2 separate regions of the Homo sapiens genome follow, and region 1 is linked to region 2. Evidence: chromatin loops called from intact Hi-C (ENCODE). Cell type or tissue: Caco-2. All regions are shown on one strand. Each heading gives the region's core, and the rest is flanking DNA. Links, peaks and the distances in the headings are about the cores only. Region 1 overlaps AKIRIN2 (akirin 2). Region 2 overlaps LOC101928911 (a long non-coding RNA gene).

What was found. Peaks named below come from ENCODE experiments on the same cell type or tissue, not always from the same donor. Only the 100,000 strongest peaks of a DNase experiment are listed, where the experiment ranks them.
Region 1: a loop joins it to region 2, with 4 times the contacts of the local background. A loop is called at or near these places in 4 of 110 quality-filtered maps.

The regions. Positions count from the first base shown.
Region 1 is chr6:87,669,635-87,675,133 of GRCh38, forward strand. AKIRIN2 (akirin 2) reads right to left here. Exons shown (of 5, transcript NM_018064.4): 5 at 5,226-5,499. It also overlaps a transcript of ORC3 not described here. Among named protein-coding and RNA genes, the nearest start is that of AKIRIN2, 30 kb to the right of the region's middle. RefSeq lists a silencer at 2,924-3,124. In Caco-2, for the core only: no CTCF peak of the experiment used is centred there; a DNase peak (open chromatin) is centred at 2,237.
Region 2 is chr6:87,796,502-87,801,724 of GRCh38, forward strand. All of the region lies in intron 2 of LOC101928911 (a long non-coding RNA gene), which reads left to right. Among named protein-coding and RNA genes, the nearest start is that of AKIRIN2, 97 kb to the left of the region's middle. RefSeq lists enhancers at 1-371, 326-425, 2,223-2,724, 3,363-3,432. In Caco-2, for the core only: no CTCF peak of the experiment used is centred there; DNase peaks (open chromatin) are centred at 200 and 2,570.

The DNA of each region.
Region 1 (5,499 bases), core at 231-5,230, 130 kb before region 2:
GTCACTGAGATTCCATGATTTACCTTCATAGCAATTAGCTCAATATTTTTTCGCAATATTCTAGTCATTCTTCTTCTAGTCTTGCCTCCAACCATGTGTTTCATTTTTTAAACAATGGTTGGTACAAATCTAGGGAAAGAATAGGTGATTTTAATGATTTTTCCATCTATTTAAGGTAAGGAAGTTGGCAACAGGGAAGGTCTTCCAATACAAGGACACCATCACTACGTACAATGTAGTTTCAAATGATGCATATGAGCACCAGATAAAATTGTCAGTGTTTAGAAACTATTACTTTGAACAACACTCATACAGCAAGATGCTTTTTACACTGTAAGGTACAGAGGAACTGGCCTCACACAGACCAGCAGATTCATATATAAGGCACAGATTCACTGAGTAGAGTAAGTAGCCATGCCTTACTTTTCCTCTGCTGGGCACTAAGTTGAATTTATCCAACATAAACGCATGTCATGCCCTGAACCACTTTGACTTTCCTCACTAAAGATTATGTAAGAAAGTAGCAGGATGGCAACTGCCCTATTTTCTTTTTCGAGACAGAATTTCACTCTGTCACCCAGAGTGCAGTGACACGATTTGGGCTCACTGCAACCTCTGCCTCCTGGGTTCAAGCCATTCTCCTGCCTCGGCCTCCCAAGTAGCTGGGACCACAGGTGTGTGCCACCACGCCCAGCTAATTTTTGTATTTTTAGTAGAGATGGGGTTTTGCCATGTTGGCCAGGCTGGTCTTGAACTCCTGGGCTCAAGCGATCCACCCACCTAGGCTTCCCAAAGTGCTGGGATTACAGGCATGAACCACCGTGCCCAGTCGAAAACTGCCCTATTTTCACAATGAATACACAAAAGAGCTATAAAATTAAAACATGAAGCTCCTTTGTGGTAATCATTAATGGAGCACAAAACCCTCAAGACAGCCTATGAAATGCCAGTTCAATTCTGTGTCCATTCTGTAATTCAGGAAACCTCTACCAAAATATCTTACAAAGGAAGTATTCTGCCTTACTAAATCTTTCATTTAATGAAATACTGATCTGAAAACCCTGAATCGAAGTAGGGTGAAATACATTCAAAAAGTACCAAGCATGTGCCATGTGCCAGGCACTGTATGCCAGTGAGCAAAGAACCCTGCCTTCACTGCGTTTAGCACAGGAAGTAAAACAAAGAAAGCAGCAGGGCAGAGCACCAGGATGTCAGGCTGCAATTTTAAAGAGTGGTCAGAGCAGGCTTCATTGAGATGACGTTTGTGCAAAAAGTCAAAAGTGGTGAAAAAATTTTCCATGAAGTTTTGTGGGAGAAGAGCATGCTAGGCAGACACTAGCAGTAACAAAAATCCTATGCTGGAAAAACAGCAAAAGTGGCCAATGTGGACAAGGTAGAGTGAGCAGGAGGAATTCAATAGGAATTGAATGAGGTGGGGTAGAGTGCAGGTAATTTAGGGCTCCACAGACCTTTGTGAAGTTTTACTTTTACTTAGGAAGCCATCTAAACAAGACTTAGACTTTTAAAGGATCAGTCTGGTTGCTATGAGAGTAGAATAGGATGGGTGAGAGGAGACAAAATGAGGCAAAACAAAGACCGGTTAGGAAACCACAGAAATAATCCAAGCAAGCTATGATAGTGTCTTGGATTAGGGTAATAGCAGTAGAGATGTTAATATTTTAAGGTGGAACTAAGATCAGATGAAGGATGTGAGGAGTGCAAGACCATTTCTGCCTAGAAACAAAGAATGGAGTGGCCATTAAGTGATTGAGGATGACTGAGAGGAAAAATTTCAGAGGCAAAAGTAAGTTTTAGACGTAAATTTCGAGGTGTCTACTAGATACCTAACTGAAGATGTCACATGAAGACGTTAATATAATCTGATGTCCTTATGATGAGATCACCAAGATGAGTACTAAGAGAGGAGGCAAGCAGCCCAAGGTCAAGCTCGGGGGCACACCTATGTTTTAGCAAAATGCAGGGAAATGAAGATTGGGCCAACAGCAAGACAGAGAAGGAGCAGCCAGTAAAGGAGAAACGTCAAAGCAAGTGTAGTATTTTGCAAGCCAACTGAAGAGTGCTTCAAGGTCAAATGCTGGCTGCTGATTAGATTTAACAATGTGGAAATCTTTGCTGCCTTTTACTAAGAGTAACAGAGAGGAGACGAACTCTAATCACCTATCAGATGACCTAACCAAGTGTCCAAACTTAACAGCCTGGAAAAGCCGTAACTGTTGTGATGCAATATGGAGACCATAGCATCACCTTGCACTCTTGCACAACAAGTTTAACCCGAAACTTGCGAAAACTTTAGACCTTTCAGTTTACAGAAAGTTCAAAGGGATATCAGAAGTTAAAATTAATGACAGTACAAAGAAAAACTCAACAAGACAACAGGCCTAGTATTTCCAGAAAGTAGGAATCTTAATTGAATCGTGTTTGGGGGATGAGGGTAGCTATTTAAAAAAGAGACACATGGAAAAATCTGAAATAAGGACTCGATGTTAAATTAGGGAAGTATTTTAAGTGGGAAAGTCAACTTTTCTGTTTGAATTTCTTTTCCTAATAAAACAAGTTGGTGAAAAAAAAGGAAGGGGTAATAAACTGGAGGAAGTTTAGAAAACTGAGTTTTGCTTTTATAAAGGGGAGCACTAAAATAATCACTAGCAAGGGATATAGGATCAAAAGATTTTTTAATAACATGCTTATTATGCTTTTGGAAATGATTTAGTAGAGAAAGAAAATAGATGCAGTAGAGAGAGGAGAGGACTGCTGGAGCTGTATCTTTGCCTGAGACATAGGTTTGCATCTCGTGCTCCTTACCTGGGGCAAATGCAGGAGCAAGAGAATTGTGGGAGCCATGTATCCATGAGTAGACATAGACTATTCGGGTGCTTTTGTAGAATATTCATTTAATACCAATTACTGTAAGAGTTTGAAAGGAGTAAAGAGAACCCAAACAGGGCAAAAACAAGTCATTTCCAACCCTAGCTGCTTAAATCACCTAGGCAGCATATTAAACAGATTCCAAAAGTTCTCCCCTCCCACCAATTGTCTAAAGCAGTCTCTGGGGATAGGTAGAGCCTGAGAACCTTCTACCATTTTCTTTAGGGTCGTGTCAAGTGCTTGCCATAGGCCAAAGACAGCTTTAGTAGTTTAAACCTCCAATATTTATTTTTCTCAGATTGCCTATTTTTCCAAAAGTACAAACGCTTATACCTATGTGCACTTGTTAAAGATTTACTAAACACATCATAGTACAGTACTGTATCAGTACTGCCTTTTACTGGAAGAATAAGATGACTATTAACACAATTCTGTAGATACTTATTACAAGCAATTTCAGGGATTTGGGGAATTCAGAATCCCTAGGTAGCTAAAATAATCTATTGAAATCATGTGTGGTTGGTTATTTGGACTAATCAACTACCGGACCCATCTAAAGTCAGAGTAGCCCATAAGCTAGGACTTTTGCATAAGTGATAATGCAGAAATTTGGCTGTGGAGCAAAAAAAAAAAATTTTTTTTTTTTTTTTTTTTTTTTGAGACAGAGTCTCACTCTGTCACCCAGACTGGAGTGCAGTGGCATGATCTCAGCTCACTGCAACCTCTGCCTCCTGAGTTCAAGCGATTCTCGTGCTTCAGCCTCCCAAGTAGCTGGGACTACAGGCTATCCTGCTAACCAGTGGTTCTTAGCTGGGAACTGTTTTGTCCCTCAGGGACATTTGGCAATGTCTGCAAACACTTTGGTTATCACAATTGTGGGAGGGGGTTTAACTGGCCTCTAGTGGTAGAGGCCAGAGATGTGGCTAAATATCCTATAATGCACAGCAATAGCCACCACGACAAAGAATGATCTGGCCCAAACTGCCAGTAGTGCTGAAGTTGAGAATCTCTGTTCTAGACCATTAAAAGGGGGTAGAATTGGCCAGGCGCAGTGGCTCACGCCTGTAATCACAGCACTTTGGGAGGCTGAGGCAGGCAGATCATGAGGTCAAGAGATCGAGACCATCCTGGCCAACATGGTGAAACCCCGTCTCTACTAAAAATACAAAAATTAGCTGGGCGTGGTGGTGCATGCCGGTAGTCCCAGCTACTCGGGAGGCTGAGGCAGGAGAATCACTTGAACCCGGGAGGCGGAGGTTACAGTGAGCCGAGATGGCAGCACTGCACTCCAGCCTGGTGACAGAGCAAGACTCCATCTCAAAAAAAAAAAGTAGGGGGGAAGGGCATAGAATCATGCACCTTATTGCTACCCTGTGCTATACCAATGTTTCTCAACCACTAATTGGCATATAAATTGCCTGGGCACCTTGTGAAACCACTTTCTAGGCTTGTTTTAAACAGAGAATTGGTGAAATGTAATTACCAAAGCTAAAAATAAAAGAGGTCTGGCTGGGCGCAGTGGCTCACGCCAGCATTTTGGAAGGCCGAGGTGGGCAGATCACCTGAGGTCAGGAGTTCGAGACCAGCCTGGCCAAAATGGTGAAACCCTGTCTCTACTAAAAATACAAAAAATTAGCCGGGTGTGGTGGCACATTCCTGTAATGCCAGCAACTCAGGAGGCTGAGGCAGGAGAATCGCTTGAACCTGGGAGGCAGAGATTGCAGTGAGCCGAGATCGTGCCACTGCACTCCAGCTTGGGCAACAAGAGCAAAACTCTATCTCAAAAAAAAAAAAAAAAAAAAAAATTCCTTTTTCTTCTAACTTGGTCAGTTATAAATGTGTATTTAAGATTGTCTTAAATTTTGGAAATATGCTACTAGAATTCAACAAATGAATTCACTGAAGCATGTTTTTGCTTACTTCATTATAAGAAAGCTATGTCTAGAAACCATGTATGGAAAGGGAGTCAAATTTGCTGAATCATGCTTTTGCATATCAAGTTCTTAAAAGAAAAAACTGGATCCTACTGATATCTGAGGTAATTCTATAGCAATTAAAATACCTGTAACATTCTATCAGGCAGTAAGTTACAGAAGAAGGAATTTATATATATATATATATATTTTTTTTTTTTTAGTAGAGATGGGGTTTCACTGTGTTAGCCAGGATAGTCTCGATCTCCTGACCTCGTGATCCTCCCGCCTCGGCCTCCCAAAGTGCTGGGATTACAGGCATGAGCCACCGCGCCCAGCAGAAGAAGGCATTTAGAATCAGAACTCAGTGTTTTGAAACAGCACTCAAATCTTAGAAAATTAACTTCACTGATTCCTGGAAAATGCTTACGTTTTAAAACACCAACTTTATTCAAATACTAACCCCATCTGTACATTAAGAAACAAGCAAAATAGAAGTAAATGTTTTATTCTTCCAACTAAATTCCAGTACTACAAGGGCAGTAAAACAATGATACACTGGAAAAAAAAAAATGCAGCAATAAACATTTGTTAAAAAGACTGATAGAATAAATAAAACTACAAAAAAAAAAAAAATCATACAAACCCATTCTGAAACCCCAAGAAGTCCTGGAATACAGAAATGCCCTCCTCCTTCACT
Region 2 (5,223 bases), core at 1-5,000:
AACAGAGCGAGACTCCGTCTCTAAAAAAAAAAGAAAGTACAAACCACAGCCTGACTCTGAGAATAACTGGGAGGAATCCCCTGCTGTCACACACTGGGAATCAGAGCGGCACATCCTGCCCTTGCAGGGCCCTGAGGCTCTAAAAGCAACATGTTCCAATTGGAAGCATATATTCTGCAAGGGTTTGTCTCCAGGCAGCGCTACAGCCTCCTCTTCTGGCACCATAGAGACTGTTGCTTCTGTCAGGATTTCTGGCACCAGCAAAAGTGAAAGGGAACAGGACCAACTACGCTTCCCTGAGCAAGGTGGATCTTCTGGGCAGCACCTTGGTGAGAATACACACCACTGAGCAGCCTAGACTGGTGCTGATTAGGTGAAGGGTGGGCGGCCAGAAGGACAGATTTTCATGTGTGTGTGTGTGTGTGTGTGTGTGTGTGTGAGTGAGAAACATAACTCAATGCTTCATCTCCCCTGCCTACATTACATTCACACTTTGTGAATCTGACAGCCTGTGGGTTTGGGCTGTATTTGCAGCTTTATTAGGCATTGCAGCAACTGAACAGGCTTTTCTTCTTCTTCCTTTTTTTTTTTTTTCTTTGAAACTACAGTTTCCCCTAGCTTGTGTTAAAATTCTCAGACTTTTCTTTTTTTAACCCCCTCCCCTTTTTAAAAGTTGTGAAATATGGTAGAGTGACTGAAAAGATTAGAGAATAAATGTACAGCAGAATGAAGGGAACACCCTGATGACTATCATTCTGATCAAGAATAGAGCATCTCTAGCTCCCAGAACACATCCCTCCTCCATACACCCCTTCCCTGTCACACCCCCACTCTGCCCCGATTTTACTTTTTCTTCCATTTAAAGATGTGTATGTATGTATGTATTTATTTATATTTATTATTATTTTTTTAAAGTGGAGATTCGCTTTTTGCCCAGGCTGGAGTGCAATGGCATGATCTCGACTCACTGCAACCTCCACCTCCTGGGTCCAAATGATTCTTCTCCCTCAGCCTCCTGAGTAGCTGGGTTTACAGGCACGCACCACCATGTCCGGCTAATTTTGTATTTTTGGTAGAGATGGGGTTTCACCATGTTGGCCAGGCTGGTCTCGAAGTCCTGACCTCAGGTGATCCACCCCCCTCAGCCTCCCAAAGTGCTGGGATTACAGTCATGAGCCACTGTGCCCGGCCTTGAATTTTTTATACAGTTAAAATGCATGTCCATTTTTGGGAAAAAATACATAAAATACAGACTATTGATGAAAAATATATCACCCATGATTTTTCCTTGCCCAGGGTCATGTTAACATTTTGTGAAATATCCTACAACACATTTAAATATGTATTTATGCTTTCTATAATTAAAAATGGACCACATGAGAAATGTTTTCAATAATATTTGGTGAAAATATTTGCATCTCCATATAGCTCTGCTGCAAGGTATTTGGTAAGATCCAAATATCTGGGTGTGCTACTAGAAACCATTTTTATAAATAATGTTGAAATGAACAGGTTTGTGTATAGATCTTGAAGTACCCAGCTGATAACTTCCTTGAGATCAAAAGGAAATTCGTGGATCAACCAGCGTGCATTTTTATAAGACATTTAATTCACATTGCCAACTTGCTGTATGAGCCCATTTATATAAATTTCAAAACACTCAAGGCTAAATTACAGTGTTTCTAGGTGAATAGTTAGGTTACAAAAGTAATGGAAATGATGTACCAATTCACCCTCCCACTAGAATTGTACAAGAATGCCTCTTTTCCTACATCTTTGCTAACATTGGGTATCATTAATTTTTTTTCACAGAAAGTCTTTTAGTTTCTTCTGAAGGAGTGAAGCCCTTGTCCTCCCTGATTTTAATGTAATTGTTTCTTTGCTTCTCTTTTATGCTTTTGCTGCCTAACTATTCACCCTAGAAACATTATAATTTAGTCTTGCATGTTTTTAAATTTATATAAATGAGATTATGTAGCATTTATTATTTTACTCCTGGCTTCTTTCATCCATTATTATGCCTGTTAAATACATCTATGTGGTCACATGGAGCTGTGTCATGTCCATTTTCATGGATATATATTATTCCATTGTTAGAACACCCAGCAATGTATTCATTCTATTGTTGCTGGACATTTTAGCTGTTTCTAGCTTTTGACTCCTATCAAGAATGCTGCTGAGAACCTTCTTATACAGGTTTCCTGTGCACAAGCTTTTTTTAAAAGGACAGCTGTGATTCCACTTTATGTCACTGGGAACTGGAGCCTTTTGGTAACAATGAGATGCAGGGATCTAACTGTGTATTCAGGATGCTGCTCTAGCCCATTTCCTGCTTGCCACGGGGTATGTGGATGGGGCTGGAGGTCATTCTTATTAAAATTCTTCCTAAAAATCAAGGCAGAAAGAAGCAAGAACTTTCTGGGCAAGATAAAGGGGACAACTTGAAAGGGTACTGAACTGGAGATCAAAGAGCCCTTCATGCTGCTGGCTTTTGATGTTAGCATTAACTGCACACACTGTGGTCATTAATTAACTTGTGTTCAGAGCTTGCTGCATTCCCCCACCTACTGTCTCCTAATCAGCAACCCTCCACTCAAGGCCAACATCATCATTATCAAGTTCTGGGACTTGATGTGAGGGTGCCTTTGGCTGCTGTGGGCACTCGGTGCTGCTGGAACAGCCCTGGGGAAGAGCTTTGAAGCACACTTACAGAGGCTGTAAAATCTGAGAAAGTTGGGACCAGAAGTCCTGCCTGCTGGATCATGACAGGCAGACTCCATGGCTTTTACAGGCTTGTTGGAGAAAGTGGAGTTTCGATGAAACATAAGTGGTGCTTGTTTTCATTCCATGTAGCTAGTAAGCAGGGCATGTTCAGGGAAGAATCCCGTTCTTCTACTCATACTCCCTTTTGTCTTCCTCGGCTCCATGCCTCTTGTTTTAGAAATTAATTTATCTATGTAGCTCTGAGGAATAGAAATTAATTTGTTTTAGAAATTAATTTATCTATGTAGCTCTGAGGAATAGATATACATATCCCTCTAATGAGCCTTTGACAGAGGTGCCAATACAGCCCTAAAGGCAACAAGGGAAAACAGAGGACTGAGAAGTGGGAAAAGGAAACATGGAGAAAATGGGTGTCTACAGGTAACACTAATCTATGGTGATAGAGGCGAGATGAGTGGCATCAAATGGGAAGGGACACAAGGGAACGTTTTGGGGGAGTCAGAATATTTTAAATCTTGATCTCGGTGGTGGTTATGCGCATAAATTCATCAAGTGCACACTTAGATCTTTGCACTTTACTAAATGTAAGTTATACATAAAAAATGAAGTCTGCCAGGGAGTTTCGCTTTCACTGGCCATCTGTGCTTTACCATCAACTTCCTCCTTTATACTACAGGTGTTATATATATTCCATATACACATGATTTAAACCCCTCAATTATGATGCTATAATTTTTACTTTCAACAGTGATACGTATTTTAGAGAAAAATAATAAATATTGTTTTTTATATTTACCCATCTAGTTACCATTTGTAAAGAATGTTTTGGGAAATCCAAATTTCCATCTGCTATCATTTCCTGTTAGCCTGAAAAACTTTCTTAAGCATTTCTTGTGGTGCAGACAGCAAACATTGTTAGTTTTCATTTATAAGAAAACGTCTTTATTCTGCCTTCAGTCTTGAAGGATATTTTTACTAGATATAGAATCCTAGCTCTAGGTTTTACCATTTTTCCTTTTGCACCTTAAAAATATTTTACTCTTGGCCGGACACAGTGGCTCACACCTGTAATTCTAGCACTTTGGGAGGCAGAGGCGGGCAGATCACCTGAGGTCAGGTGTTTGAGACCAGCCTGGCCAACACGGTGAAATCCTGTCTCTACTAAAAATACAAAATTAGCTGGGCGTGGTGGTGTGTGCCTGTAATCCCAGCTATTCAGGAGGCTGAGGCAGGAGAATCACTTGAACCTGGGAGGTGGAGGTTGCAGTGAGCCGAGATCAAGCCATTGCACCCCAGGCTGGGTGACAAGAGCGAAACTCTGTCTCAAAAAAAAAAAAATTTTTTTTTTACTCTCTTCTGGCTTCTTTTTTTTTTTTTTCCTAATGAGAAATCAGCTATCATCTGTATTGTTTTCCTGTATATAATGAGTGCTTTACTCTGATGCTTCCAAGATTTTTTTTTTTGTCTTTGGGTTTCAACAGTTTGGGTAAGATGTACATAGGTATAGTTTTCTTTGTATTTATCCTGCTTGGGGTTTACTGAATCTTTAAATGTATGTCCTTTAGCAAGTTTGGTAATCTTCCTCTCATTATTTCTTCAGAAATTTTTTGTGTCCCATTCCTTCTCTTTTCTCTTCCTCTGGGACTATAATTACGTGTATGTTATACATGTTATTCTTTGCTTTCTCACAAGTCCTGGAGGCTCTCCTCTTTTTCAATTTTTTTTCTGTTTTTATTTATATTTTTAATTTATTTCTGAGACAGAGTTTCATTCTTGTTGCCCAGGCTGGAGTCTAGTGGCACAATCTCGGCTGACTGCAACCTCCGCCTCCCGGGTTCAAGCGATTCTCCTGTCTCAGCCTCCAGAGTAGCTGGAATTACAGGCACTCACCACCATGCCCGGCTAATTTTGTATTTTTAGCAGAGACGGGGTTTCACCATGTTGGCCAGGCTGGTCTTGAACTCCTGACCACAGGTGATCTGCCCGCCTCGGCCTCCCAAAGTGTTGGGATTACAGGCATGAGCCACCACCCCCAGACTTTTCTGTTTTTAGATTGGGTAATTCTTTTGATCTATCTTCACATTTACTGACCCTTTCCTTTGTCATTTCCAATTCATTGTTAAGCCCATCAGTGAGTTTTTAAAATTGCAGATATTATATTTTGTAATTCTAGTATTTTCATTTGGTTCTTTTCTATTTCTCTGTTGTGATTTTCTTTCTGCTCATTTGTTATGAGTATATTTCCTTTATATATTTGAGCGTAATTATAATGGCTGTTTTAAAACTTTTGTTTCTTAATTCCAACATATAAATCATCTTAGGAGTCTCCATTGATTGTCATTTTTCTTGTATATGAGTCATATTTTCCCATTTTTTCTTATGTCTTGTAATTTTGGATCATGTTGTGCATATTGTGAATGATATAGAGACTCTGCATTCTCTTATGTTACTCTAAAGAGTATTGATTTTGTGTTTTAGCAGGCAATTAACCTAGTTGAT